Linked DNA regions of Mus musculus: regions 2, 3, 4 and 5 are each linked to region 1. A link is a loop called in an ENCODE intact Hi-C map of the cell type or tissue named here. Cell type or tissue: heart. All regions are shown on one strand.

Evidence for each region. Peaks named below come from ENCODE experiments on the same cell type or tissue, not always from the same donor. Only the 100,000 strongest peaks of a DNase experiment are listed, where the experiment ranks them.
Region 2: it touches region 1 in a loop (2.7-fold over the local background); 3 of 42 quality-filtered maps call a loop at or near these places.
Region 3: it touches region 1 in a loop (2.4-fold over the local background); 8 of 42 quality-filtered maps call a loop at or near these places.
Region 4: it touches region 1 in a loop (3-fold over the local background); 10 of 42 quality-filtered maps call a loop at or near these places.
Region 5: a loop joins it to region 1, with 2.3 times the contacts of the local background. A loop is called at or near these places in 11 of 42 quality-filtered maps.

Annotation. Positions count from the first base shown.
Region 1 is chr3:30,966,715-30,971,714 of GRCm38, reverse strand. It overlaps Phc3 (polyhomeotic 3), which reads left to right and starts at 2,300. Exons shown (of 15, transcript NM_001165954.1): 1 at 2,300-2,341. The coding sequence starts at 2,328. In heart, no CTCF peak of the experiment used is centred here; DNase peaks (open chromatin) are centred at 2,294 and 2,974; H3K4me3 peaks cover 1,975 bases; H3K27ac peaks cover 2,325 bases.
Region 2 is chr3:31,092,597-31,097,596 of GRCm38, reverse strand. Skil (SKI-like) reads right to left here and starts at 2,539. Exons shown (of 7, transcript NM_001039090.2): 1 at 2,440-2,539; 2 at 1-894. The coding sequence starts at 266. In heart, no CTCF peak of the experiment used is centred here; DNase peaks (open chromatin) are centred at 1,996, 2,876, 3,426, 3,756 and 1 weaker place; H3K4me3 peaks cover 3,804 bases; H3K27ac peaks cover 3,510 bases.
Region 3 is chr3:30,852,586-30,857,585 of GRCm38, reverse strand. Gpr160 (G protein-coupled receptor 160) reads right to left here and starts at 1,636. Exons shown (of 4, transcript NM_001134385.2): 1 at 1,341-1,636. It overlaps Gm42199 (a long non-coding RNA gene), which reads left to right and starts at 1,777. Exons shown (of 3, transcript XR_880730.3): 1 at 1,777-1,967; 2 at 3,108-3,452. In heart, a CTCF peak has its summit at 1,895 (motif pointing left); a DNase peak (open chromatin) is centred at 1,875; H3K4me3 peaks cover 1,306 bases; H3K27ac peaks cover 917 bases; H3K27me3 peaks cover 2,661 bases.
Region 4 is chr3:31,136,672-31,141,671 of GRCm38, reverse strand. No RefSeq gene overlaps it. Among named protein-coding and RNA genes, the nearest start is that of Cldn11, 11 kb to the left of the region's middle. In heart, CTCF peaks have their summits at 2,439 (motif pointing right) and 3,014 (motif pointing right); no DNase peak of the experiment used is centred here.
Region 5 is chr3:30,791,095-30,796,094 of GRCm38, reverse strand. Sec62 (SEC62 homolog (S. cerevisiae)) reads right to left here and starts at 3,219. Exons shown (of 8, transcript NM_027016.2): 1 at 2,712-3,219. The coding sequence starts at 2,747. In heart, no CTCF peak of the experiment used is centred here; a DNase peak (open chromatin) is centred at 2,804; H3K4me3 peaks cover 2,282 bases; H3K27ac peaks cover 1,762 bases.

The DNA of each region.
Region 1 (5,000 bases):
TGCAACCTCAGCAGCAGTTGAAGGCTCAGGTCTGAAGGGGTCACGAGGAAAGTAGAGGCTTGGCACCAAGAAGAGAGCCTCAGATAGGCTGTTGGTTGAAAGTGCAGCCCAGTTGTGGTAGAAGACACCAGCATTTTGGAGATGCCAGTACCATGAGATGATTAGCAAGAACAACAGCAACCACGGAGTCAGCTGGATACCGGAAGACAGGTTGTGTTGCTGCTGAAGGTGGAGTCAGAGACTTGATCCAAGCTCTTAGGAGGAGCACAGGAGATTGTGAGTGAGTCTGAGACATCAAATACTGTGCTATTTATACAGTTGGAGTTTGGTTTGGGTTTGATTTGATTGTGCTCTGGGTCTTCCTTCTTGAAGTAAGGAGGTTTTAAACGTATTTCTGATTTTATAGGCACCCACAGTTGAGAGACATTAGGTTTTTAAAAGACTTTGGATTTTAAAAGAGACTGGATATTTTACAGAGCCTGGATTTGTAAGTGTTTGAATTTTTAAAGCCTATGGGACTTTCTAAGTTTGTAAAATGTTTTATATTGTGATGTCTTTATGTGTGATCTCAGGGATGGGAAAGAAAGGAAAATTTGTGGCTTAACAGTGATGTGTCTCTGTGTCAAACTGCTAAGGGGTCAGTTGTACTGTCTAATTTTATGCCAACTTGACACAAGGCTAAAGTCATTGGCGAGGAGGGAGCCCCAACTGAGAAACTATCTTAATAATATCAGTGTGTAGGCAAGCCTGTAGGGCATTTTCTTAGTGATCAATGTGGGCAGGCCCCACCTATTGTGGCTGGTGATCCTGGTTCTATAAGAAAGTAGACTGAACAAGCCAGTAAGCAGCAGCCCTCCATGACCTCTGCATCAGCTCCTGCCCTGCTTCAGTTTCTGTTCTGACTTCCTTTGGTGATGAACGGTGATATAGAAGTGTAAGCCAAATAAACTCGTTCTCCCATGACCTGCTTTGGGGATGGTGTTTCATCACAGCAATGGAACCCTGAGACACTGAGATTAGTGCACTTCATCTCAGGAAATAGGAGACACTGTTTACGATCACTATGCTTCTTTCTCAGTCAAGAGCAACAGAGATTTGCTTATTTCTTGGATCTATGAAGCAAAGTCACACTGTGTATGTATGTCTACAAAATCCACTTTTCAGACTATTTTGGATACATATTTTTAATGTTTTATAGTTGTAGTTAATTTTTCTTCTTTCTTTCTTTCTTTCTTTCTTTTTTTTAAACACAGTCTTACATATCCCAGGCTAGCCTTAAAATTTCTGTTAGACCCGAGGTGGGGAAAAACATTTCCACAACTGTCTGATTAAGCAAGCTATACTTAGACTGGCTAAAGGCTGCCTCATCCAAGTTCAGGTTTCAGAAAGCAGCCCCTCACTGGCTTTTGAGGTCTCTGTTGTGGGGCAAGGATTAGGGTTGATAGATTACAGCTGTTGAGAGCGTTGGCTGTTAGCACCAGGACAGAAGAATGGGGGGACTCAGGGCTCAAGGCCGGCTGTGAGGTATACAAGGGTAAGACACTATATGGAAGGGGAGTCATCAGAGATGTTCAGGAGTTTAGCAAGGCAAAGGAGTATACATCATGGGGTTACAAATTCAGCAGAGGTTAAAAAGCATGGTTTTCAGGATATCTTAGGTTCAGGAAACAGAAGCTTACCCTTGCAAGGTATGGGGACACCATCCCCAAAGCAGGACATGAGGGAAAGGGTTTATTTGGCTTACACTTCTATAGCACCGTTCATCACCAAAGGAAATCAGAACAGGAACTCAAGTAGGGCAGGAACCTGGAAACAGGAGCTGATGCAGAGGCTGATGCAGAGGCTGTGGAGGGCTGCTGCTTGTTCAGTCTGCTTTCTTATAGAACCAGGATCATGGGGTTTCTGTTTTACATTATATAGTCTAGGATGACTTTGAATTTTTATTCAAAACAACACTTTCTAAGGGCCTAGCCATGTCTGGTTTATGTGGGGCTGGGTATTGAACCTAAGACTTGATGCACGTTTCTGAAAGTATTCTAGCAACTTCTACATTTCCAGCGCTAAGCAGAACTTTTTCTATATTCGTCGCAGACCCCGGGCTAAGACAAAGATTCTGAGCCATAGAAATAGAGGGTGTCTGGGAAGGACCACTTAGGGAAACACAGGCCACCTCACAGAGAGAGTTGAGGTGGGAGGGAGCCTGGCAGTCGCTGGCCTCACGTGACCTCTGCGCCCCCCGCCCCCCAGATCCCGCCCCTCGGCTCTTGGCTCTTGCAGGGGGAAAAGGAGGCGCATGCGCACTTCGTGTTAGTGATGGAGGAGAGAAGATGGCGGAAGCGGAGTGAGTGACTTGCTGGTGACTGATGTCGTAACCGGGGGGCGAGTGAGGGCTGCGACACGTTCCCCCGAGGCAGCTCTTGGGGCTCCGAGGCTGGCGGTGCAGGGCGGAGGCGAGGCGGGAGCCACGGCGTGGTGGAGAAGCCCGACTGTGGGAGGAGGATGGCAGGTCCAGCCAGCCTCCCCTCGGGAGTGCGTGCTGCGCCGTGCGGTCCCGGGGCTGTGTGGTCCTAAGCGCACAGCTACCCGGGGGACCCTAGTCTCCGGGCTCTCCCGGGACGCGAGCCCTGCGGCGCTCGGCCGGGGCTGTCATTCCAGCCGCGGTCCCCGCCGAGGTGTGTCCGGCTGGGCAGGCGCCGCCGGGCCTCCGCGCTGGCTCCTGCGGGCCCGTAGCCGTCTGTCTGTCCGTCCGTCCGTCCGTCCGTGCGGCGGGGGCGCGGGGAGGCGCAGGGAGGCGTCCGGACAGCGGCTGCGGCCCACGGCCGAGGCTCCCCACCTCCCCGGCCTTTCCTTGCAGTCCCCCTCCGGGCTCGGGCTGCGGCGGCGAGCCTCCCTCCCTGGAGGGCCGCATTCTTGGGTAGCGCTGTGATGCTATGCTCAGTTGGCGACTTGAAACTTCAGGTTCCCGGGTAGGCCTCTGGAGTGCCAGAGCTGAACGCGGCAAGTATTTCCGTGCCAAGCCCGTGCGCTCCCCGAAAGTGTTCTTTTGTACCAGGCCTCGAAATGTAAAGCGATGGTTTGCCCAGTTGCACACATCCAATGTTTAGAATTACTGTCTAGGTTCCCTGACCATTTTTGGTTCGTCAGAACTCACTGTCTTCTTCGCCCGCCTTTGGGCTTTGAGAGCACAGCTGAGCAGAATAAGACTTTGAAAGGCCAGGGTTTACGGTGGTGGCTTGGATGCCATTGGTCCCGGTGCCAAAGTGTTTTGACACGCAGTAGTTTCAAGATTTTACCTTACTGCTGATTGAGTGTAGTATTGAGCAGGTGCCATATGATACTGTGGTTTGCTGATTGGAAGGAAATGAACAGCAGAACGTCTAAAAATGTGATTCAGCTCCCACTAAAAGAAGTTAGCAGCCCCATCTGTTTTTCCTTTCACCTTACTTTCTCCCTTGTATATTGGAGCTGTTAATACAGCCTATGGTGGCTGGAGACTCCTGAGTCTCATTGAGGCCAGCCTGAGCTACGTAGTGACACCCTATTTTGTTTTGATTTTTAAGAAAGAGAAGTAAATGTTCTTGTTACAGGCTTGTCGACGGTGGGAATGCCAGCCGGTTCAACTTTTATTTCTCAGGAGAAAAAGACAGACAAGGAAGGAGGAATCCAGTGGATTCTCATGGGGCCTTCTGAGCCTGGGGTGACAGCTACTGTGGTTTTAGTTTGTAACAGCATGGAAGCCCTTAGAGGCTTGGCTTTATTAAAGTATAGATTTCTCAGTGGGTAAAAATTTGTACTACAACATAAATGACATAAGATCATAATACTGGAGGGAAAAGATTAGAAAGTTTGGTACAAACGTGTACTTTACTGGTTGTGCATTGGAAGCTGAATAAATTATATTCCACACCCCCAAATTTTAGAGCAATTTTCTGTGGGGGGGGGATTTTTGTAAAGATGTAAGAAGTTGCTTATATTTGCTACTTTATTTCTTTATTTCTTATTTATTACTTAAGTGGGCTAATCCGGTATCAAGCTAAACTTCTGACACTAGAGTTAGTAAGGACAATGGTGTCGTCTAAGAAAAGCTACTGAGAATTGAAAAAAATGAACTTAAAATTTCTTACGTATAGGTAGCTGCGTATATGTGTGTACATTATTGCCATGTATGTGCCCAGTCCCTTGGAAGCCAGAAGAGGGCATCTGATCCCCTGGAACTGGGTTTTGGAGGGTTGTGTGGGTGCTGGGCATCAAACCCAGGTCCTTTGGAATAACAGTGCTCTTAACCATTTGAGCCATCTCTTCAGTCCCACTAACATGTCCTTAGGATCTTATTTTTAATTTTATCTATTTTTTTTGAAACAAGGGTGTTGTGTAGCCCAGGCTGGCCTATCACTTAGTATGATGTAGCCAAGGGTGACCTTCTTCAAGTGCTGGGATTGCATGTATATGTGCCACCGTGCCAGGTGTACTAAGACACTTTAAATAACTGCACGGCAGCTACAGTTAAACCAGGAAGGAAGCTACTCCTTAGGAATCTTCTCAGAATGACTCTGAGGGGCGGAGAGATGGCTCAGTAGTTAGGTGCCTTTGTTCCTGCAGAGGACCTGGATTCAATTCCCTGCACGCACATGGTAGGTCAGAACTGTCCATAATTGCTTATGTGCAGGGCACACAGGTACATACACACATCCGCTCTTCCCCCATATACCCAAGAACACAGTAAGGACTCTGATAGTGCTCAAGCCCCACCCTCTTAATATTCTCTCACTACTTTATCTTTTGGTTTCAAATTTGTCTTTTTTTATTGAAAATTCTTTTTTTCATACAACATATTTTGGTTGTGTTTTTTCTTTCCCCACCCATAATCTCTCCTAGCTTCTCCCCACTTTCCTACCTACCCAACTTTAAGTTCCCTTTCTCTCTTTTTTAAACAAATAAACATAAAAACAAAAACAAAACTCCAGAAAGACCTCAGTGGTGGTGATGGTGGTCCATACTTT
Region 2 (5,000 bases), 130 kb before region 1:
TGTGCCAGCGTGTGTTTCAGACTGGGGTTTAAATTTAAAGTTTCAGGTAGAGAAACACGGTTTCGCTTGGCGTGCTCGCCATCCGGCTCCACGGATGCATCTCCATAGTCATCTAAGTGCTCCTTCTTCACCTTGGTCAGGGTTTTCCCATTGGCATGAATGTCGGTCATCATTTTTTTCACAGGAGGACTGCCATCATCCTCCATGCCGTTCAGCTTTTTATTTGAACCCTGAACTAAGGAGAACTTAGACTGGAGGTTTTCCATGGCCACACTGGTGCTTTAAACGATTAAGTCTGCAACTGGCATGTTGTTCTCAGTTCCTAATCTGAAGAGAAAAGGGGAATGTATACAAATACTTATGACTCACTTAGAAATGTTTACTTTCCAAAGATGAATTTTCTTACTCAATAGATTGTACAACTCTGTTTTGGTTTAGCTGTACTTTAAGATATAATTGAAAATGCTACAAAACTTCTCAGTTTTGTTTGCTTCTAATAACAAATAAGAATATAATCGTAAGCACACTTCTGAGAAAATCACTTCAGGTATTTATATTAAAATAAAGCTCAATTCAAGAAGTCCAAAGTTCGGTGTAATGGTTGAGTTTGGTTGGTTTTGTTTTTTAAGCAAAGCATGTGGGAAGTTTATACCATGACTGTATCCTGAAACTACACCCAAACATGAGTTACAATGACGCAATGGGTTTAATTTTTGCCAAGAACACCAAAAAAGAAGAGGCAGGTATCGTCCCTGAAAATGGTGATCTGCTGCTCAGTACTGATAAACTGAAGACTCCACCTGAACTTTTATAATTAAAAATATACATATACTAAATGAAAAAGCTGTCCAGTTTTATCTTCAGGGATTACAGCTCATTCTTCTTTTAATTGATCTGGAAGAGAAAGGGGTGGGGAGTTACATTTGAATTAGCTCCAGAGGCCAAAGGGTCTGTTTAAAACCAGTTTCTTAATCTTCAACTCAGTTCATTTTACCAAAGGTAACACTTGGGTGGTTTCTTCCAACCTAACACCAGTTATCTAAAAGAAACTTCATCTAAATAGGAAGCAGTCCAGACGGTGGGTAACAGAAGCATTAAATAATGCCTCTCCAAACAAGGACGAGTACACAAATTTAGAATACGAATAACCAAACCTCAGTACCAGAGGCTTTCTCAACTATGCATGCCATTTAAATTTTAAAAAACAATCCTTTCTCGTTAGAAAAAAAAAAAAAAAAAACCTGTAGTTTCTGGTCTCCCCACCCCCCAAGATACATGTTAATATACCTACCATATGCAACTAAACTTCAAGTACATTCATACATACTATCTTTTTGGAATGAAGAAGAAAAAAAAACTTTCCCTTTAAAAGGTTAGCGAATTTGCCTAATGGAAGCCAAAAGCTGTAAGACTCCACGCCTGGAAATCTCCATCCATGAGCAAGACTAATCCGGGACAAAAAGCACAAGGCAGACAGACCTCACAAAGAATGCAAATGGAGGCAGAGTGGCGAAAAAGAGTATTCATCCACTTCCCTCCCTGGAGAAAACCCAGTAAAAGCCGACAAATAAAAAGCTTTGCTTCTAAACTCCCAGCAATTTATGTTAACACAAACCCAGAGAATTATGGACGAAAGCCACCTAGCCACCGTACTGTGACTTTCGCCACTACAGGGACACCTCAGCCAAGGCGAGCCAAGGAAAAGGGCAGAAGGCATGACCTAGACCAGGGGCGCCCCCACAGCCCTGCGCACACGCAGAGACACCCACTCATCATCAACCCAAAGGACAGGGAAGCAGGGGACTCCCGGCGTCTGGTGAGGTGAGAGGGGGCAGAGGAAGTAGGAGTCCTCCCAACCCCCACCTCTGTGACTGGGATCACCCTAAGTGCCCTCCCCACATCGCCCCACTGCGGGGGCCGCCGGTGGAAATACCCCACGCCCCCGGCCCGCGGGAAGTTCTCTAGGGTTACCTAGGCGCCCCAGGGCTGCGCCTCCCCCCACTTGACCCACCCTGAGCCGTGGCACCCACAGGGGCGCGGGCAGGTTAGGCGCCAAGCCCGGAAGCCCGCGTCGCCGGACGCTTAGAGCTGGGGCCAGCCCGGGGCATCCCCGCCGAGCGCAGACGGCCGGGGGATGGCGGCGATGACCAGGGTCCAGGTCTCCTGGGTCCCGGCGGCTCGGGTCAAGTGCACCGCCATCCCCTCCCAGCTGACCCGTCCCAGAATCCGCGAGGCCTGTACACCCGTGGGACCCCCGCCGCGCGCCCTGTGCCCGCGACCCCGCCCGGGACCCCCACGCATCCCGGACGCCCCACTCAGGCCCTCCGCGCCCGGGCAGACCCCCGGGCTCTGTGCCCTCCCCATCACCCCCGCCGCCGCCGCCTCAGCGCCCCCAGAGGCCGCACGCCCCTCGCGTCCCCTCGCGACCTGCGGCCGCACCTGTGCCCGCCGTCGCCGTCGCCGTCGCTCGCCAGCCGCCTTCGCTGTGCCGGCGCCGCTCCGAACCCCACACACATCGCTACACACAGCCTCTGACGTCACCCGGCCCGCGGCCCGCCCACGTCACTGCGGAGACACGGCTTCCCGCAGACGCCGCCGCCGTCTCCGGCCGCCCGGGGGACAGCGAGGGCGGCGGGCGGGGGAGGGGAGGGAACGAAGCCAGCGGCGCCGCGCGGCCCCGCGCCAGCCAGCCCCTCGGGCGCGCGCGCCGTCTGGCCTATTGTGGCTCCCGGCGGGCTGCACACTGCAGGCTGCGCGCGCGTCCCCAGCCCCGACCGGGGCGCGCGCCTGGCGCCTCGGCCGCGCACGCGCGTGCTCCCGCTCCCCCGCCCCCCTCGCGCGTACCCCGCGCTGCTGGCCCGGCGCGCCGTCTGGGCGGCTGGCGCACGGCGCTGTCTGCGGTGCCCGGCTCAGACAGGATGTTCCCTCGGCCCCACCCCCGCCGCCCTCCTTCCTTCCTCGAGTCGCTCAGCCGGCTGTCTGGGGCCGCCCTCGCCACGCCCGCCGCCGTGTGGCGACGGGCCAGACCTGGGGGCGCCCTGGCCGCCGGGCCGCCGCGCTGCGAGGCGGGGGGGGTGAGAAGGGGGAGAGGGGGCAGGGCGCGGCGGGCTGCACTGTGCGCGACCCCGGCAGCTGGCCGCGCCCGAGGTCAGGCTCGGCCAGCAGCCCCCCTCAACCCCCGCGGCCGCAGCTGGCCGCCCGGCCCCGCCCCGGAGGTGGCCTGCGGGTGGCTCCCCGCCGCGACCCCCGGGCTGAGCCCGCCGCGCAGACGCCCCCGCGCTGCCACCGCCCCCCCCCCCGCAGCGCCACCACCTGCCCCCGTGCTCCCCGCTCCCAGTGTTGCCACCCTCCCCCCGCCCAGTGCCGACGTCGCGGGGCCTCTCGCCCCCGTGGGGCCTCCCGCCGCGGCCGCCCTGCCAGCTGCCGGTGAGCAGCCCCGCCTGGCCGCTCTGGGGTGGCCTGACCCGGCCGCCATCGCCCCAGAGTCCGCGGTTTGCGCACCGCGGGGACAGATCTTGCTGCCCCAGCTGCTCTTAGCCTCCATAAGTGACCCATTCTGATTCACTAAGCACTTTGGTTGGTGTTTTCGGGTGTGTTTTTTTCTTTCTTTCTTTCTTTTTAATTTTTCCAGAGACGGTAAGAGGTGGAGGAAGATAACCACTTTCGGCTGCCACCTCGAACCGCCGGCGGGGGTGGGTGAGGGGACTTCCTAGCCAACGTATCCAGGATAGCTCGAATATTCAACTCTGTGAAGCTAGCCCGTCATATTTCGAAACACCAAGAAATCCCCTTTTCTCCACCCCACCGCAGGATCAGGAACTGAAATAGCGCAGCGAGTAGCACTGCGCAGACTTAGGGAACTCGAGCTTCGGCGACGGTGGCGCACCCCACCCCCACCCCACCTTTTTTTTTTCTTTTTTTTTTTTTTTTTCCTTTTCTCGCCGGGTTTATTTTACCGCTTCGGGGTTACTCATGTTTGGGTCTACATTTGCAGTTGTCCAATTGGGAATACTTTTGTGCTTGAGGATTTTTCGTCCTTTTTTTTTTAACCCCCACAATAGGTCTAACAAATGTCACCTCTCATCACCGCCTCCGCCCCAGCTCCTGTCGGCCCCCATCTCCGTGCTCCCAGGTCATGCCCCTCTCCCACCTCCTACTCGACGCTTCTTGACTGCCTGTGTGAACATGAATAATTCCGCAGCACTTCCCATCTGTTATTGCCATAGAGACAGAAGCTCAGCAAAGATAATGATGTTCTGTGCAGAGCCAGTGGGGGAAGAGCAGCATCTGCGAGTCTGGGGGAATAGATGGTCTAACCGCCAGAATGTTCATAAGCCCGACTGGAAAGCTGAGGCGCAACGCCAGGATAGTCCTGAGACTGAGCACCTGGCCTCCTTGCACCTGGCTCTGGATCTAACCAGAAAAAAACAAATTTAGAAACCAAGATAACTGAGGTGTGTGTGTCTTAAGCGAGTCTGAAACTGCAATTAATGCTAAGTATTTAGTAGTCATCTTTCCAGCCATAAAAGTAATTACTTGCTAGCATGGTCAAAGGCTTGAGAAACAAAATTAATTGGATAATAGTCTTTTTAGAAAAATCAAATACATTATCTTCCTGTTCTTTTGTCCTCTCGAGGAATCTGTTTTTGAGAAAAGGGTGGTTTTATGTATATCAATTGAGACACTAGTCACAGCCCTGTGGCTAGAGTCAATCAAAACCAAGCTTTGGGGACATTTTCACCATTGTTCTTCAATTACAAAATAAAATTCACTTTGCCCTTGAATTCCCTAGGTCTTGGCCTAAAGGTAAAGGTTGGATACAAGTAGAAATAAGCAGAGTCAATGTGCCTAGCTCTGCTGCGAATGGGTAGGCTTTTTCTGGACCACACTTTTAAAAGATTATTTTAGGGTTTTCAGAATTATCAATAAAATGTATAACATAAAATTAAGGCTTTGGATGTAGGTAGCCTGGTTGGTAAAGTGCTTGCCTGGCCTACATC
Region 3 (5,000 bases), 110 kb after region 1:
TTAGAAGGGATTTGAGCCATTGGAAAAAGTGCTAACACATTTGATACAAAACTGCCTGACTGGAGGCAACCTAACCCTGTTTGTTTGTTCTCTCTCTCTCTCTCTCTCTCTCTCTCTCTCTCTCTCTCTCTCTCTCTCTCTCTCTCTCTCTGTGTGTGTGTGTGTGTGTGTGTGTGTGTGTGTGTGTGTGAAAAAAGCTGAGCCAGCATCCACTCAATCTATTTAACATACACGTGTGCCGTGTGCCTTCTTGTGTGTGTTAGAGGGAGGCGGGGCAGAAACTGTGACCTTTCTGATCAGTCTGATGAGGCAGTATTCACATCCAATTTATGAAACATAATTATATATGATATAGAATCTGAAACTAGAATCACCTGTGGTGACTAACCTTCTGGGGGAAAAAAAAGGTAGTGTTGCAACTTTTAAAGGGAAATATCAAACAATTGCAAAACTAGACAGAGAAAGGACTTGCATTCCTAAAATCCCTCTTTGACTGTCAATCTCTCATAGCCCAGTGTGCTCCAGACCCCCAAAATGAAACAAATCCTCAGTTTACATTTTAACTTCAGTCAGTTATTCTAAAAGATCAGTTTTTTAAGTAATCTAATTATGGAGCCAGCCAAAATGGCACAGGGGCTAAGGACTCTTGCCAGAAGTCAGAATACCTGAGATGCAACTACTGACACACGAGGAGACTATTCCTGAAAGCTGTCCTCTTTTACGTGTGTGCACACAGGAAGACAGAACACAGACAGACACACAGAGAGAAATGTTTTAAAATGGTAAAATGTAATTATGATACCCTTTCAAAAACTAAAAATATTTCCTCAAAATCCAGAACATTCCAAAACCAGGGCACAGTCAAGTTCCACAAGTTTTGCTGTTAGGGCTCTCATTTTACTTGGCATTCTCATAGGAGGTAACCTGTTAACTTAAAAACTTGACTCACAAGGAAATGCTAGGTATAGGTCATGCCAATATGTGCTAGCATACATTCATAAATATAAAGCACCACTTTTCGCGTGTCCTCTGTCACTGTGGGCATGATCTACCTCTGGGATCTAAGGAACAACGCCCTAATCAGATCATTTGCACAAGTTGGAGACGAAGGGGAACAGGGACATGGTGGAGGGTTGCCACCGTTTGGCCACCACCGCAGAAGGAGAGAAGTTGCTTAAGCCTCGCTCCCCAGGGCGGGTCCCCGAGCCAGCCGCCCCGCTCCAGTACCAACCGCCCTTGCAGAGCAGCAGTGACCCGGTGCGCCCGGGCAGGGTTCAACCGCCCTGCAAGTGCCCGCAAGTGCCGGGAAGTCCGCGAGGAACGCCACACACCCACCTCACCTCTCTGCCTGCTGCAGAAGGCTGGGAGCCGCCCCGGGGGAACCGGGCGCCCGTGGGACACTGCCCTCGTCCGCCACAGACGTCGGCGGTGGCTTCCCGCTCCGCACCGCAGCGTCACCCCGAGTCCTAGGAAGGGAAGCCTCGTCGCGACGCGACCGGCCAGTGGCCTCCACGAGTCGTGCGCTCACCTCAGCTGGCACTCCTCAGTCCCTGGCGTAGCGTGAGTAGCCAAAAGCCACCAACCTCCGTAACTGCCTGAGCGGCAGGTCCGCGCGTCGCTCACCTCCGCTCGCCCCGCCCACCCACGCCCCGCCCGCCCCAGGTGAGTCCCCTCGAGGGGCGGGGCCACGCGAGGCTCACCTCCGCTCGCCCCGCCCCGCCTCCTGTCTTTGGTTACTGCGGGAGTAATCCGGATGCTCTTCTTTTCTTTCAGTAGTCAGGCCCAGACTGCTCAGGGTAAGGTGCGTGACTCCACACTGTGGTCTTCCATCTAGCTCATACTGGAAAAAACAGCTTGCATGCGGGCACTTCCGAGTTGACAGTGCGTAGGACGCCCCCTGCGGGTTGGGCGACAAGAGGCGACCGAGTTGACCGACTGAGTAGGCAGAAGATTGCAGGAGTTGCAGGGTGAGGGGAAACTCTTTCCTAGTGTGTCAGGCTTTGAGGATCTAATCCCAGTTTGAAATGCTCCTAACTGCCGTTGTGTCACCCACCACCTCTTGCTCTGTAGCTAGTTTCTCAAGTTTACCTTTCAGTCTGCAGACGAATATGCTCCCAAGACCACAAGACTTGAGCCACTAAGCAGTTACCTTAGTGCACTATAAATTCTGATTTTTCAAAATTAAAGTCTGCGATAACATATATTGCATTTCTTTCTTTGCCGGCCTGTATTAACTCAGCAAATATTTGTTGAGAGCCTATGGCCTGTTAGTTATTTAAACATTTAGCACATGGCAAGCTTGCTTGTTTCCCACTGCTCTCTAAGGGGATCCATGAGTGGAATTGTAGTCTAGGCCTTTCCACCTCCCGCTGGGGCTGAACTGACCTTGCCAGGAACTCAGAAATGGCCTGACAGGGCAGTAAAGGTACCCTGGCTGTTAAATATGGGCTGTAAGGGGAACTGGGGTGTGCCCATCTCCCAGCTCAGAGGAAACATCCTGGAAGAAAGGAGAAATGATGAAATCCAGTGAGGTTGTGAGGTGCTTCAGCCCAGAGCTCCCCAGGGGCAGAGATGGAAGATTGCCAGAAATGGCTGGGGGAATCCCTTTTGTGGAGAAGGAGGGAAGGAACAATAGTAGGTATGCAGTTAGTTCATGGGTCTAAAAAAAACAGCAGCCACCATCTCTGGAGTGTGAACATCAAACAGAGCCAGCCATACATCTCTCTAAACTAACTAACTGTACAACAACCTTGCCTGCTAGGCTTGACAGAGCAGGCAGTGCCATCCTTCGGTGGAGTGGTGCCTTGCTAGAAGAGGGCTGGAGCGGTAGCTCCTAGGAGCCAGCCTACACTCTCCCAGTGCCTTTCTCAATGGTCCAGGAGGCTGAGCCCACTCTCTTCTTCCATCCCCAAATGTATTATTAATAGCTGTCCCGAGACCTTTCCCATCTAGAGGTGTTGGGACGACTACATACCAGATTCCAGGAGGCTCCTGTCTGGAGAGCTGTTGGCGAGATTTTGGCAGACCCATTGCGTCTCAGTTTCTCCTCTTCTGTAATAATGGAACTGAAGGTGAGCCCAAGGCCTCTTCTGTCTCCCTTTTGACAGAATTCATTCAGAAAAGTGCTATGATGGCTAACCTGCCCTCCAACTTGATTGGTTTGGAGTCACCATGGAAACACACTTCTGGATGTATCTGGGAGGCCATTTCCTGAGAAGTTCATGTAGGTGAGAAACCCATCTTGAATGTCGGCAGCACCGTCCTTGCAGACCAGGGTCTTGGATCAAATGAAAGGGAGAAATGGAGCTGAGCTTCTGTCTCTCTGTTACCTGACAGCAGCTGGCCCCTCTCCCGTCACCTGCCTTGGCAGCCACTGTAGCCTGAAGAAGCCCTTCCTGCCTGAAGTTGCTTTTGTGAGGTTCTTTGTCACGGGAATAAAGACATGAACTGAGGTAGGAATCCAGAGCTTCTGGAAACCCACATCAGAGGTTTTCATCCCAATTCTCCTACCTCTAAATTGTCAGATGTCTACCAGAGACACATACTGTCTCAATAATTCCTCACTTTAACTTCTTGGAAAGTCCTATTCTTCTTCAGGGAGGTAATTTACCAAGCTAAAGTGTAGCAGATGCAGCTGCTGGGGAGATGCAGCAGGAAAGTCCTGGGAAGCCTGGCACTCTTGCTGAGGACCTCCTCCTCTCTCTCTAGTTTCCTTCTTGCTGGGAGCTGGGGGTGAAATAGGAATTGTAGACCAAGAGCAACACTTCACAGAAAAAAGGGACACCGGTTGTGGTGGTGCATGCCGGTAGGATTTGCTGAGGAAGGCAGAAAAAAAGGGACTTTGCCCGCCCTGATATGCTATGTTCAGGCTTCTCCTTACAGGGGAAAATAAAAATTCCTTCCTCGTTTAACTCACAGTCAGGATAGTTCCGTAGCAGCAGATACACTGTTCTTTCAGAAGACAAGGCTAAAAATTATTCTAGGCACCTTACCTAAAAGGGTGTCATCCCAGGGAGAGACGTTTTTCTCCCCAAGCATAAGAAATGATAGGTTCACCGGGCGGTGATGGCGCACGCCTTTAATCCCACCACTTGGGAGGCAGAGGCAGGTGGATTTCTGAGTTCGAGGCCAGCCTGGTCTACAAAGTGAGTCCCAGGACAGCCAGGGCTACACAGAGAAACCCTGTCTCGAAAAACCAAAAAAAAAAAAAAAAAAAAAGAAAGAAAAAGAAAAGAAAAAAGAAAAAAAGACCGGTTCAAGTTTCATCTTGGTAGGTTATATTGTTATATTAGCCAATGATCTTGCATATGTTGGGAAATTAGGCTTTGTAAATCAAAAGCTATCATAAAAAAGCCCGTGATACACAGTATGTGGCATATGAAAGTGATTTATCATTAACCATTGGTATCTAGTTTCCACCCTCTACCAAATGTTCCTCTAGCAGAATTCAGCATCACATATTTTCATAAACTGGGGCCAGGACTCATTCCAGGGTATGGTTGAGAGGAAGGTTTTATTGTAGGTATGAAGGAGAGAGCATCCAGAAGCATCCGGAAGAGCCCAGAGCAGAGAGAAAATTGTTCACCGAATATAGACATCGGACGAGGCCTTACGAGAAGGGGCTGGCAAGGAGGAGACAAAGAAAGGACCAAGAGAGGGGCAGAAGAGCTCAAGGATAGCTGAAATGGCAGGGTTATAAGGAGAAACGAGTAGTTGGGGTCAGGGCAAGTGCCTGTGATGGTAAAGTGCACGGTACAGGAGCAGGTAGGAAGAGCCAGGATGAAGAGCATCCACTCTGAAGTGCCTAACAGGTACTTGAGATCCTGAGGGAGTCTGGGACCAGCAAGTGCTTTGGTACGCTGATAGGCACCACAGATGGACATTTGTCCCTCTGCCAGTGGTAAGGAAAGTGGCTCCTTTGTTAGTGAGGAATAAGCCCCACAAGTTCTGAAGGGAATGCTGGCTTCTGTCTAATCACCCAAATGTGGGAGGGAGGACTC
Region 4 (5,000 bases), 170 kb before region 1:
AGCTTCAGTGAAACCATTTCTTCAAACGCCTTCATTGTCATTTTTTTTAGGTTTTATCATGCACGAGCACAATGCATTTTTATCATACTTACCGCTCCTTCTGTCAATTCCTCCCATGTTCCCCCAATAGCTTCCTCCCAGATTCATGCCATCTTCTATACACGCCTGTATTCTCGTAAGTATAGGGCTAACTACTTGGGCATGGACCATTGACCAGGGGATTTGTCCCTAGAGAAACTGATAACAATAAAGTATGTGAGTCCTGGGTAGAAAAATGAGAAAACAATCCAAAAAGTCCCACCGTTAGGTCCCATAGCTAAAGGCAGTAAGAACAAGGATTGTCCTTAGCTCCACAGAACACTGGTACAATGGCCAGTTGGTCAAGTTTTAAACCTTTTACTGAAAACATATGTGTTATAGCGTGACCAAAGCATCACATGCTCCGGGGAGTTCACTCCGTGCGTGATTTAGAAAGAATACACTCTGAGAGCTGGCCCCAGCGTGAGAGCACTTACGGCTCTTGCAGGGCACCTGAGTTCTGTTCCCAGCATCATTATCAGGGAACTCACAACCTCCTGTAACCCAGCTCTGGGGAAGTTTAATGCTCCTGCCCACGTGTGCACACATCCATGGGCACACATAACTTAAAACAAAAACAAGTCTTTGGAAACAAGAAATTCTGTTATTAATACTACATAGCTGTTCTGTTTTTAAAGAATAGGAAGAGGGGCTTTTGATGGCTTTTTCTGTATCTTCTTTGCTTTGCTTTTTTCCAGGATTGAGTCTCCTTATGTAAGCCAGGCTGGCTTCTAACTGGCAATCCTCCTTTCTCAGACTCTCTATACTAGGACTCCAGGCATGGCCCATCATGTCTGTAACTTCTTCCTTCTGTTTCTTACGCAAACCATTATTCTACTTTAATAGGTTATCTTGAGTGCTTGGGCACCAAGAACCAAGGAGACATTACTGCAGGGTTATTAGAAACCTGTCATGAACACCACCTCCAAAACAAGACAATTAAGAAGTAGATGAGGGCTGGAGAGATGGCTCAGTGGTTAAGAGCACCGTCTGCTTTTCCAAAGGTCCTGAGTTCAAATCCCAGCAACCACATGGTGGTTCACAACCATCCGTGATGAGATCTGGTGCCCTCTTCTGGGGTGTCTGAAGACAGCTACAGTGTACTTACATATGATAAATAAATAAATCTTTTTTTAAAAAGGAGATGAATTAAAAAGAAGAAGTGGATACTAGGCCTGCAAGATGGTACAGCAGGTAAGGACACACACTGCCAAACCTGATGACCCGAGTTTGATCATGGGGCCCATAAAATAGAAGGAGAGAACCAACCCAAGAGAGCTGTTCCCTCATCACAACACATGGGGGTGTGCATGTATGTGCATGTGTGTCTGTGTGTGTATGTATGTGCATGTGTCTGCGTGAGTGTGTATGTATGTGCATGTGTGTTTGTGTGTTTGTGTTAGTGTATATGTATGTGTGTTAGTGTGTATGTATGTGTTAGTGTGTCTGTGTGCATGTTAGTGTGTATGTATGTGCATGTGTCTGTGTGTGTATGTGTGAGTGTGTATATATGTATATGTGTATCTGTGTGCATGTTAGTGTGTATGTATGTGCATGTGTCTGTGTGTGTATGTGTTAGTGTGTATGTATGTATATGTGTATCTGTGTGTATGTTAGTGTGTATGTATGTGCATGTGTGTCTGTGTGTATGTATGTGCATGTGTATCTGTGTGTGTTAGTATGTGTGTATGTATGTGCATGTGTGTTGTGTGTATGTTAGTGTGTATGTATGTGCATGTGTGTGTGTGTATGTGCATGTGTGTCTGTGTGTGTTAGTGTGTATGTATGTGCATGTGTGTCTGTGTGTGTCTGCATATGTGTGTATGTATGTGTATCTCTGTGTGTATGTGTGTGTGTGCGAACATGAAGTAGATAATATGTAAAACCATAGTGGGTGATCAATAAGTACTAGTTCAACAAAAGGTTAGTTGGTTGGTTCTAAATTTGTTACTAAAAATGGGCACTGTTTTTTTCCTTGTTCCCCACTTCCCTTTTCGCTACAGCCCCAAAATTGGGCACTTTTTTATGTGACACAACAGAAATTTAAAATATTTCATTACCCACTACAAAATCAGAGTTTGAAATGAAAGCACCTTATTGCTCCAACTACAAGAAAGGGTCTTCACTTTGATTTTTGGACACAGGATTTCTTTGTGTAGCCTTGACTGTCCCGGAACTCGATCCAGGCTAGCCACAAAATCAGAGATCCACCTCCCTCTGCTTTGCAAGTGCTTAAGTTAAAGGCATGCACCACCAAGCCTGGCTGAGAAAAAGACCTTTAAACAGCCAAGATAGCTCTCTGTGAAGATTTTACACGCCAAGCTTAATTCCACAGAAGAAAAATCCTTGCAAAACTTAAGTTGGCCACTAGAGGGCGCTCATAGACTCCCATTGCTACTAGTTAAAAACGACTTTAAAATAACTTAGGCAGCCAGGACAGCCAGGGCTACACAGAGAAACCCTGTCTCGAAAAAAAATAAAATAAAATAACTTAGGCAAAGAAGTGTTAACAAAATATTACCAGCTTCCCTGGCAAACTCTTCTCCAGAGTAGTTGGACAAGCTAGAGCCAAAAGATTTAAAATACACATATTTTTTGACCCAACTTCTGTAACATTATCTAAGAAATTTGTAAAAAAAAAAAAAAAAAAAAAAAAATCAGTTAATGGGTTTTGTGATTTACATCTCAATAAAGGGTCAATTAAGAACTAGATATGTTGAGAGGAGGGCATAGGGAGTTCTCGGAGGGGAAACCAGGAAAGGGGATAACATTTGAAATGTAAATAAAGAATATATCCAATAAAAAAACACTAGATATGTTGTAAAATATCCTCTTATTTTTATTTTAAGTGTATTTGTGTACGTCTTATGTTCATGTATGCACAGATGTGTGCAGGTGCCCAAGGAGGCCAGAAGAGGGCACCAGAGTTCCGGAACTAGAGCTACAGGAACTTGTAGCCTCCTGACCTGAATGCAAGGAACTGAACCCTGCTGCCTGAAACAGCAGCAGCCGCTCTTCCCCACTGAGCTATCTCAGCCCACACTATCATATTCAAAGTGCACACTACTAAAAATAATTTCAATACATCTGTACAATCGGGGACTTTTTAAAATCCATCGACACATATTCGGAGAATACATACTACAATTTAACAAATAGTTCCTTTGAGCAGTGAGATTAGGGTGTTTTGTTCTCTTGCTGCTACTGCCATTGTTGCTGCTGCTGCTGGGTTTTGTTGTTGTTGTCGTTGTTTGTTTGTTTGTTTTGTTTCGTTTCATTGGTTTTTCCAAACGGGGTTTCTCCGGGTAGCCCTGCCGGTCCAGTAACTCACTCTGTCAAATAGGCTGACCTTGAACTCAGAGACCTGCCTGCCTCTTTCTCCTTGGGAAGCAGACCGTTGGGATTAAAGGCATGCACCACCACTGCCAGGTTCTTTTGGGCTTCTTAGACATTTGCTAATAAGAAACATAAGGTGTCTTGATAAATAGGAAATTCTCTTAATATTTAAGTGTGAGATACTTTAATCATTTGTAAATGTCTGTGGACTGATGAGATGGCTCCATGGGCAAAGATACTCATCACCGTGCCTCATTCCTGGATGCATAATGGTAAAAGGAGAGAATTGATTCTCATAGAGTATCCCTTGGCTTCCACACACATGTTATCACACACACCATATACACATACACACTACACACACACTATCTGTACACACATATATACACACACATGGACTATACATACACACACATACATATCACTTACACACACCATATACACATACACACTATATATACACACACATAGACTACATACACACATGTACACACACACCATATACACATCACACACACATTCATACACACAATGTTCAATGTTTGTTAGCATGTAAGTCTAGGAGAGACTCATACCCTCAGATGTCATGCAGCCATCATTCCCCTCCCCAGCTAGGGATGGACCCTAGATGGTTAGACATAGAAGCAAGTTGTCTGCTGCTGGGCTATCTTCCCAGCCCAACAGTCACCCCTACTGCGTTACAGTCTTCCTCCATAATAGGGTAGACATGGTTCAAAACTGGAGGATGGGGCTGGAGACACGGCTCAGCAGTGAAGAACACTTGCTGCCCTTGCTGAGTTCAGATCCCAGCACCCAAGTCCAGCAGCTCACACCTGCCTATAACCCCAGCTACAGGAATCCCACACCATAGACACTGAAATGGAGTACACATACTCACACACAGAAACACGCAACTAAAAGTAAAATAGGACTTAAAAAAAAATACTGGGCTGGTGAGATGGCTCAGTGGGTAAGAGCACCCAACTGCTCTTCCAAAGGACCGGAGTTCAAATCCCAGCAACCACATGGTGGCTCACAACCATCTGTAATGGGATCTGACTCCCTCTTCTGGAGTGTCTGAAGACAGCTACAGTGTACTTACATATAATAAACAAACAAACAAACAAACAAACAAACTAAGGATATGCAGAACATAGTGGCACATACGTTTAATCCCAGAGCTCTGAAGACAGGGTGAATTTGAGACCAGCCAAAGCTATACAATAAGATCTTGTCTCAAAACAAAACAACAACGGTAAAAACAAAAACAAAAAACCTAAGGAAACAAGATTCCCAGAAGGCCTTCATGACACAACATTGCAAACAATTCAGTTGTGCAGACCCCTCTCCCAGCCAACACCCATCAGACCTCTTGGGTCACTCTGTACCAAGGCTGTCACCCAGCAGACCTCTTGGGTCACTCCACACCAAGGCTGTCATCCAGCTAAACTGTTGGGCCACTCCTCACCAAGGTTGCTGCCCAGCTGACCTCTTGGGTGTCACCCAGCCGACCTCTTGGGTCACACCTCACCAAGGCTGCCACCCAGCCGACCTCTTGGGTCACTCCTCACCAAGGCTGCCACCCA
Region 5 (5,000 bases), 180 kb after region 1:
AGATGTTTTTCAAATTTTAAACTCCCTGGTATCAGAATTCTCAATCAATGCTTCTAGTGGCTTGTTATTCTACAAAGTCACCATATTTCCTGTTCTTAAAGAAGACTTTTGAAAAAGGATTTCATGAGTTTCAGCTATAATCATTCTTGTTAGAGAATCTGTTATTAAAATTTACAACACAATGTCAATGAAAATGTAAGCTCACTTCAAAGTTTCAGTGACCCGATCTGAGTCCAAGAAAGAAATGGGATAATGGCCCCCTTGCTTCCAACTCTGTTAGGACACCAGATTCTAAAATTATTCTGTCCTGGAAAAAGCAAATGATTGGCTCCAAGACCAAAGCAGAACTCTCAACTTAATTGTCTGACTCAAACATACCTCCACTCCCCAAAAAGTCACTGTAATCCAACCAAATCTGACTGTAACAGAACATCGAGTAACAGGACACTCACCAGATAGTCTTTGAATAGACTTTTTTTTTTTTTTTTTACAAACTCTGAACTTTGTCATTACATTTGCTCTTTTTATCTCAAGTGATGCCAATATCAGAGATTTTAATTCTTGACAGGAATATAAGAACTGAGGAATTCCCTAGTGTTGTTGGAGGAAGCTGAAGAAATGTCTCAGTGGTTAAGAGTACGCACTGCTTTCCCAGAAGACCTCAGTTTGGATGCTAGCACCCTGTAACTCCAGCTCCAATAGAGCTGACATTTCATTCTGGCCTCAACTAACATCTGCACATAACCACACATGTACACAAAACCAAAAACAAACAAACAAAAAATTTGTTGGTCTATATAAGGTACTCCTGTATGATATTCCACAAAAATGCTATACTCCTATATAAACACATATTTAGATGGGGAAATTTTTTTAATTTCATAATACCAAGCTGACTTTTAATAACCAGCATCTCAAATAGAGTAAATAGCTATACTTCATAGAACTTACAGCCTAATGGTTAATTAACTGGATAGATACTTGTAATTTGTAAGCTTATTAAGGAGTACTTAACAAAAACCAATATAACTAACCTAATTTCATTATTCTGGTGAAGGAGGGCATTTTTAATAACTTTTAGTAAGTTATTAACTTAAACTTTTTATACCAACTCTACAACCCTAAAACCTTTTCTTTTTCAAAGGTAAATGATCCTTCTTACAAATGCAGAAGTTGAGAAAAACAAAACAAAACAAAACAAAACAAAACACCAAGCAAGCAAAAAACCTTGTTACCTAATTGGTGGAGCTAGAGAACAAACAGGCATAAGATAACTAACTTGTAGCTATGGTACTAAAGAGCACCATAAAGCATCTCTACCTGCTTTTCTGTCTAACATACACTCATAACTGAAATATGAGCAGCGATTTAAAAAGTACATTACATTACCTTTATGGCAATATTGAAAAGCAGATAAAACTGTAAAATAATGTGTAGTAAAGAGCAAAAAAGTACAAATTTGTCCTGCCAAGGGTAAACATAAGGAGAGCAGGAAGCACAAATTTAACAACTTCAATACAAATTCTAATAAAGTAAGTATCCATATTAAGCCATAATACTAAATTTCAAAAGCCTGGGAATAGCATAATTAGAAATTTCTATTGTCTTGACACTCTGGTTTTAAAAACCTATGTGAACTTGGAATCTGTCTCTAGTTCCCTTCTGTAACCTGTTCAAAATTATCTTGTCACACCTGCCAACTTCCACACTCACTGAACACTGGTATCTTTCCCACAGTATTTAAAATTGTTTTCAACTGTAACTTACATAGTTCAAAAGGCCTGTAGGCCAATAACTTGATAAGTCTTTAAAAAAATGGATATAAAAGGAAAACAGAAAAAGACATCCTACGTGGGGAACAGAAAGACAAGAATGAGTGTAACAACTTGTGACTGACATATTAACAACTTACTAGAGACCATCAACTTAGGCCTTTGGTTTCTGAGTGAGCTCTTGAGGCGCTCACATCCATGTTTAAGGTGCATCGAACAAAGGACACCCAACAGGGCGAAAACTGCGGGGAAGAGATGCTCAGGTGACATTCATAAGGGATGAGGGAGGCACAGTATGTAGGGCGTGAGGCTGACAAGCTGGCATGTGGAAGGTTTCTGGGTGCCACCAGCCCATTGCAGCACTGACCGGGCAGGGTTTGTTTACATCGTGTCGCCTGGAAGAAAGCCGGCAAGGTTCAAGCCCGGCTATTCGGTTAAAAGAGCCATTGGGAGGGGAATGGAGGGCACACGCCGCTTAACATCTGGAAGGAGCCCTGGGGCCGGGCGGCCCGGGGCCAGCTGACCGACCGACCGTCTGCAAGCACAAAGAACCGGCGGCGGTGCCGCAGGTCAGCCCTCCTTCCACCCCAGCTACCGTGGCCTTAATATCGGGACGCCAGGGAGACACGGAGGAGGGAGGGAGGCCGGCCGGCGCCTGGCGTCCGCGCTCCCCGCGCAGGCCCGAGCCCTCCGCCGCAGGAACGCGGGGCCGGACGCGGGATTCGAGCGCCGCGCCTCCCTCCCTCCTTCCTTCCCCGGACGCACCACAGAGCCCTCGGCCGAGCGGCCGCTAACACCGTCCCGCCTCGAGACCATCCCGGCGCCGCGACCCCGCGGAGACGGCCTCCGGGCGTCCGGCCGCTCGGGACGTCTCCCCCTGTCCCTCCTCGTCCCAGCGCGCCCGAGCCCGTCCCCGGTCCCACGGCCCCGCCGAGCTACCTGGATCCGCTTCTTGTGTCGCCTGCGTTCCGCCATGTTGGCCGCTCCGCCCGGTTCCTTCTGACGTGGAGCGAGTCGGGGAGGGGGCGGCTGAGATCTCGCGAGAGCGCGGCGGCTCGCGGCCCGTTATGTAACCCGCCGCGGGCTCTGGGCTGGGGGCGGCCTCCGTGGTCTTCCCGCCGTCCGTGCGGTGGCGGACGACGCGGGCTGCTTCTGCTTCTGGTCCCGGAGGCCGGCGCCACGTGAGTCAGAGCGCTGGAGGCTGGCAAGTCGCGTCGGCTCTCAGCCCTGACTGAACGCCCGAGTCACCTGGCTGGCGTGTAAACACAGATCCCCGGGCCCCGCCCCTCAGAGTCGCTGACGCCGCCGGGACCACCGGGGCGCACAGCGTCACCTGTGGCGCTTCCTGCCCCAGCGAGCCCCGTGGCACCCCACTTCAGTCCCGCCAAGTTCCCCTTAAAAGGTGGAAAACAACTTCAGAGTCTGACTCCATTAAACACAGCTCGTCCCCAAAGCCTTGGAATGTCCGCTCCTCACGTGACACCTCACAACCCATCCTTAGACTCCAGAAGGCTGGATGAGCCCAGGGAAGTTAAGGTGGAAAGGAGCAAGACTAGTTGGGATGCAGTAGACTGCAGGCCACTTCTATATGACTATTCTGACGACCTGCTATATGACTATTATTCCAGAACTTTCTAGACCAAAGACATGGGTAGTTAAGTGCTTAGGTACAAGTTCTGATGACATTGTGGCTGTAAGAAAGTTGAAAAAATGCAGAAAAGATAAAACCAATAAAGTTTAATTCTATCCCTTGAGTCAGTTAATCATTTTAAATTTCTTTTGTCCTTTATATCCACTTTGCGTGTACATGGGATGTGTGTGTATGTTGAATTTATAAGTCTTCTCTGTTCCCCCCCAAACATCATGGAACCTGGTAGCCTGTTTGTTGTTGTGGTTTTTTTTTTCAGTTTTGCATTGTAAACTTAATTTCAAAATCCTTAAAGTTTTCTATTTCATATATCTGACATAATAATATGTAGTTGAAGCAAAGCTCAGTACTTTGATGCCTGATCATTTATATACTAAGATAGCTGAAGGTTGGTGGTTTTTGTTTTTAACTATGCAATTCTACTCTCAAGAGATCTGTAATTTGGCTCTGCTGTCAGGAAGCAGGGGAGAACTAATAATTCTTACGTATTAACACAAAACTTGGAACATACAATATCTTGTTTTCTCTAGCCTTTCCTACCCAGATGATTGTCAGGACAAGCTAATAGCTAGCAGATGATCTCCCTGAGATTGTGTGCCTCAGATTAACATAATCCGTGACAGATTTGCTCCCATAGGCAAAGCCCAGGAGAAAATAATTTTAGGAAAGATTCCTACTATTAATATGCTTCTCCTGTTATTATTAAACATATATAACAATCACTAGGTATTAGCCTACCTCTTTGAGCAGATCTCTGCAGTTGCAGATCTACAGAGATGTACTGTCTTGTAGGGATGCTATATAGACAAATGGATGACTTAATTCTTAATGATGATCCTGTAAGGATTCCTAAAATTGTACCAGTATGTATTAAGCTGTCAAAACTGCAATGAGAACTCTGCCAGTCTCTGTCACCAGTTAATTGCCTCTACTACTCAGAGCACATTCCAAAAGGTTGTAAAACCATTAACCAAAAGTCATAAAAAGGGAACTACGATTATATTATAGGTGCTAGGACAGAAGATACAATGTTGACTGGGTTTATCTATACAAAACTTCACTAGTAACTTGGTTATGTTTTTTAACTCTCTGTGACCCTGTAGAGTTGTGACAGGGGATGAATGTTTAGCCAGGTAATTACTCCTAATGGATATACATGTAAACATTCTCTGCTGTAAACTTCTATTTCAATTTATGATTTGAATTTATGAGTAAACTTGTGACGAACTTTTTACCATGTGATCATGTGTTCTAAAAGATGTATAAGTGCTGCCGACAGAGAAAGAAACAGAACTAGGCTGAGGAGGACTTTTTAGTCAGATCTGAACAGAACCTTTTAGAAAACTAAACTGAGGACAATTTTTTTAGTCATGACATAAAAACTTTTTAGAGAGAACTGAGCTCAAGAACTTAGAAGTAAAGGCAGAGCATTGGGAGAAAAGGCTTTGAGAGTAAGAGCATTGCTGTGACATCAGAGCAGGAGGAGAGAGAAAATTAGAAGGAGAATGCAGAGTGGAATAACTTAGAAACTATAAGGTAACACAAAAAAACTAAGAGACCAATCTGCAGAATGTAGAGGG